Linked DNA regions of Homo sapiens: region 2 is linked to region 1. The links are chromatin loops, found by intact Hi-C in ENCODE. Cell type or tissue: HCT116. All regions are shown on one strand. Region 1 has its middle 45 kb from the start of GCSH. Region 2 overlaps ATMIN (ATM interactor).

Region 1 (2,500 bases):
ACCACAAGGTCAGGATTTCGAGACCAGCCTGGCCAACATGGCGAAACCCCGTCTTTACTAAAAATACAAAAATTAGCCGGGCGTGGTGGCGGGCACCTGTAATCCCAGCTACTCGGGAGGCTGAGGCAGGAGAATTGGTTGAACCCGGGAGGTGGAGGTTGCAGTGAGCCGAGATCGTGCCATTGCGCTCCAGCCTGGGCAACAAGAGCAAGACTCTGTCTCAAAAAAAAGAAAGAAAATTCTCATCATACAAAAATTAGTGAGCACAGTGAATACCCAGGTGTTTATTAGCTGGCAACCACTATCACCCCTTGTCACACTTATTTCATCTGCCCCTCAGCCCTGTTTTGTTTTTGTTTTTGGCTGGAAAATTTCAACATAAATTCCAGACATAATACAAAATAATTCCTAGTCACTTCAGAATGCATCTCAAAAGTGGCCATTTTTGCCAGGCGTGGTGGCTCACGCCTGTAATCCCAGCACTTTGGGAGGCTGAGGCAGGTGGATCACTTGAGGTCAGGAGTTCGAGACCAGCCTGGCCAACGTGGTGAAAGCCCATCTCTACCACAAATACAAAATTTAGCTGGGCGTGGTGGTGGGCACCTGTAATCTCAGCTATTCGGGGAGGCTGAGGCAGGAGACTCACTTGAACCCAGGAGGCAGAGGTTGCAGTGAGCCGAGATCACGCCATTGCATTCCATCCTGGGTGACAGAGCAAGACTCTGTCTCAAAAAAAAAAAAAAAGGCAATTTTCTTACTGAATTACGATGCTGTTTTCACACAGCTAAATTAACAGTAATTTTTAAATGTCACCTAGTAACCTGTCTGTATTCAAAGTTCACTGGTTATCTTAAAAAATGCATTTTGTTTTAAGTTTGAATCAAGAGATAGGCGTCATCATTCCCATTTTAAAGATCAGGAAACTAAGCCTGAGAAGTTGAGGAGCCGGTCCAAGAGTGAAGTGCACAGATGGGAAACAGCCCACAGGAACACCGTTGTGACTGTAGCATGCGGTACAAAGGGCCCTGAGTGCCTTCCAGCAAACAGACCTGTTCAAACCCGGCCTCCCTGAATGTGTGCAGGAATCCTGCATTGTTTCTGCCTGGCAAGGTCTGGGTGGACATCCTTCCAAGATTGTTCAGAATGCCCTTTCCAGACGGCCCCAGGCTGGGGCAGGCAGGCACCCACTCAGCCCCCAGGGAAGTGGATTACCTGGCATGTGCAGGGGCCCAGGTGCCCGGCTGTACCCCCAGGCCGCCCTTCAGGGTCTGCAGCTGCCTGAGGGCCTGGGCATGGCTGTGGGGCTGGGAGAAGCCTCGGGGCCCCACCAGCCGCAGCTCTTGCTCCACGTGTTCCAGCTGAAGGTACAGACACTGCCTGTAGGCGCTGTCCTTCCAGGGGCCACTCCGTGCCGCCTTGGGCTTGGGACACTGTGATTTCTCTGGAGGACAAAGAAGAAAGCGATCAGCTTGTGCTGAGTCACAGAGCAAACCAGCTGCAATACAAACAACAGCCAGGTGGGGCGGCATGCGCAGGTGGTCCCAGCTACTCGGGAGACTGAGGCAGGAGGATCGCTGGAGCCCAGGAGGGCGAGGCTGCAGTGAGCTATGATGGCGCCACTTCACTCCAGCCAGGGCAACAAAGCCAGATCCTGTCTCCAAACAAAACAAACAAACCTCCCCCCACAAAACACAACAGTAATAGTACCAGCTTCTGAGTATGAAATGCTTGCTATGTGCCAAGCCCTGAGAAATCTGAGGTTCAAAGAGACGGAGTAAGGTTTTAGGGTCACACAGCCAGTTAGGATTCGATGTTTCTCTTTTAGATTTTTATCAGAGTCATTCTTCAAATTTCCCTACACATCAAGAGAACAGAGGAGAATCCCATACTCATCACTCCAGCTACAACAATGACCAACATTTGGCCAGTCTTGTCTCATCTCTTTTCTTCTCCTGGAGCTTTTTTTTTTTTTTTTTTTGCAGTGAAGTCTCACTCTGTCTCCCCAGCTGGAGTGCAGTGGTGTTATCTCAGCTCACTGCAACCTCCACTTCCTGGGTTCTAGAAGCAGTTCTCTTGCCTCAGCCTCCTGAGTAGCTGGGACTACAGGCGCACGCCACCACGCCCAGCTAGTTTTTGTATTTTTAGTAGAGAGATGGGGTTTCACCATGTTGGCCAGGTTGGTTCTAAACTCCTGACCTCAGGTGATCCGCCCGCCCCGGCCTCCCAAAGTGCTGGGATTACAGGCGTGAGCCACAGTGCCCGCCCTCACCCCCCGACTCCCCCACCCCCTGGGCCCAGAGTATTTTAAAGCAAATACTTTAATATGGTAAGACTTGAATTTGAACCCTTTTTTGTCTAGTGCCAAATATAGTGTAATCCTGTCCCTTTGTTTTTTTGTTTTTTTTGTTGTTGTTGTTGAGACGGAGTTTTGCTCTTGTCGCCCAGGCTGGAGTGCAGTGGCGCAATCTCAGCTCACTGCAACCTCCGCCTCCCAGGTTCC
Region 2 (2,500 bases), 100 kb before region 1:
TTTTGGCTTAGATGGCTACCTGAAGAGATTCAGTATAATGCTACCAGTTTTTATTGAACATTTATTCTGTTCAAAACATTCCCAAAGGCAACAGAAGATACAAATAAATCTCTGCCCATGTAAAGGTGTGGGGGGCATTAGAAGGCGTTCTCTTCGGTGTAATGAAGTAATGAGAGAAGAAAAAGTAGTTTGAAGCTATGGAGTAAGGGACTTTGAGTATCCCAGGCTCAAAAAGTTGGGACTTGAACAGTACGGGGGTGCTGCTGAAAACGTTTGAGGGAGGTAATGACATGATCGAAGCTATACTTGAGAAAGGTGAATCTGATAAAGTATGAGTGAAAAAGAGACTGAAGGTCTAGAAATTAGATTGAGGCTAATGACAAAATCCACATAAATAGGAGGACTTGAACGAAGGGGCACTTAGAAGAGGACAGGAGATAGTAAAAGGCATTCAATGATGAGAGCACACACTACAGGGGAGCATGAGGGAGGTTGGAAAAGATAATGAAAGGATTACCGAGCTTCACTGACGATGTGTTTGAAATGAGCAGGAATCTTGTAGTGATCCTAATCCGTGGTTTTCTGGAGCATTTCACAGCCTAGGAACATACAAGGGGGGCATCTCCCTGGAATGTAAATTGACTAAGAGGAATTCAGTAATGGTCAAATGAATGCAGAATTTTAGAGTCTTGCTTAGTATTCTCACCACATTTCGTTTAATCTACTCATACTCTTTTTCTCTTACTGCTGACACTAGATGGAAAAACTCTTAATTAAAAGTATTTCACAAAATGTGCTCGTTTTCAGTCATTCCGTTTCCACTCCAGCCTGTTGTGTTGTTTTTTTGAAATAATAATTTAAAGTAATTTTCCTTTTGCAGGATGGCATAGTCAATCCAACAATAAGAAAAGATTTGAAAACTGGACCGAAATTCTACTGCTGTCCAATTGAAGGCTGCCCCAGAGGCCCTGAGAGACCGTTTTCTCAGTTTTCTCTCGTAAAACAGGTACTCTCTACTCTGAGGATGAGATACAGATGCTAAAAACCTATTGTGCATTCTGATTACTTAGCAGACATAACTACAGAATTGAGTAGACAGCTGCTTGTGAGGGGAGATGCCTGCGTGTCTCCCAGTTGGTATAAACCTGAGTATGCTGTTACACAAGTGGAGGGAAAAGCGGCACGGTCTGGAGGGAATATGTCTAGAACTGAGTTAAAATACAGAGAGAGAGAGTAAACCAGTTCAGCAAAGAATGAGAAAATGTTTGCTCGCAGATCTCCTGTGTGAGTCTGCATACCTCCAAGGGCCCAGCGCAAAGGCACAAAGGAACTGTTCTCCCAGGGGAATAAGAACCTGCAGAATCCAGGAAAAGAAGAGTTTTGGAAGCCGCAATCTTAAGAGGAGGGAGGGCCCCAGTGACTGGGACAAGAGGTGATTCAGAACTGGAAGAGATTGGCATCTGAAATGTTCCCCTGAGGGTCTGCTGGAGGGCGTCCTGAGAAGAGCATTGTAAAGACATTTTTTTCCTGCCTGCAGCACTTACAGATCAGAGTGTAAATGCTGGAGACCATAGATGTTTCCAAAACAATCTCCTCACTTTTCACAAAGCAAAAGCAACAAGAAGAGGCATATATATAATTAACTGCGATGTTCCTGCTTTTACATTCTTTTGACTTGGACTGCTGTATTTTATGTTATTTATATTAATAGTGTAAAATCATTATTAATTTGGGTGTATGATGGTTTCTGAAATGTTTTGACCAGTTGCTGTTTTTCACCTTAGTCCCTTCTGCGTTCCTCCTAGCACTTTATGAAAATGCATGCTGAGAAGAAGCACAAATGTAGTAAGTGCAGCAATTCGTACGGTACAGAATGGGACCTGAAAAGACATGCAGAGGACTGTGGCAAGACCTTCCGGTGCACATGCGGCTGTCCCTACGCCAGTAGAACAGCACTGCAGTCTCACATCTACCGAACTGGGCACGAGATACCTGCAGAACACAGGTGAAGGGAAAGAAATGATGGCACAGAAGTCAGTAGCTATGGGAAGCATTTCAGATGAAACATCCTGGAGAGCCAGTGGTGTGGGGAGGAAAAAGGAATCTTAGAAAATGTGTGACGTGGAAGAAGGAAGCTTTTGAAAATGGAAGCAGGTCTTGCAAATGACACATGTCTGGGCCTGAAATCTTGACCCAATTGTTCCCCCTATTTTTTTCTGCCAGCCCTCTTTGAGAGTCCCTTGTTATTTCCATTTGAAAATCTCAGCTTCCAGAATTTTCTATCAGAGGGAACCAAACTGCCAACAAATAAGTTTTATCATGAAACTGTACTTCATTTAAAGGTCAAATTTTCATTTAGTGTGATAGCTTCCTGCCTTAGAAATGATAAAACTTGCATTATGTAAGTCTTTTAGCTTCTTTTGGCTTAAAGATCTGAGTTGAGTTCTAGTACTTAGAGCTTAACAAAAGGTATGTTTCCTCCTTCTCTGTTTGCATGTTT

Evidence for each region. Hi-C counts contacts between places; a loop is a spot of excess contacts. Peaks named below come from ENCODE experiments on the same cell type or tissue, not always from the same donor. Only the 100,000 strongest peaks of a DNase experiment are listed, where the experiment ranks them.
Region 2: it touches region 1 in a loop (12-fold over the local background); 5 of 110 quality-filtered maps call a loop at or near these places.

What each region holds. Positions count from the first base shown.
Region 1 is chr16:81,140,085-81,142,584 of GRCh38, forward strand. It overlaps the pseudogene PKD1L2. Among named protein-coding and RNA genes, the nearest start is that of GCSH, 45 kb to the left of the region's middle. In HCT116, CTCF peaks have their summits at 1,516 and 1,719; a DNase peak (open chromatin) is centred at 1,487; H3K4me3 peaks cover 531 bases; H3K27ac peaks cover 666 bases.
Region 2 is chr16:81,040,476-81,042,975 of GRCh38, forward strand. It overlaps ATMIN (ATM interactor), which reads left to right. Exons shown (of 4, transcript NM_015251.3): 2 at 881-1,006; 3 at 1,806-2,005. Among named protein-coding and RNA genes, the nearest start is that of CENPN-AS1, 1.4 kb to the left of the region's middle. In HCT116, no CTCF peak of the experiment used is centred here; no DNase peak of the experiment used is centred here.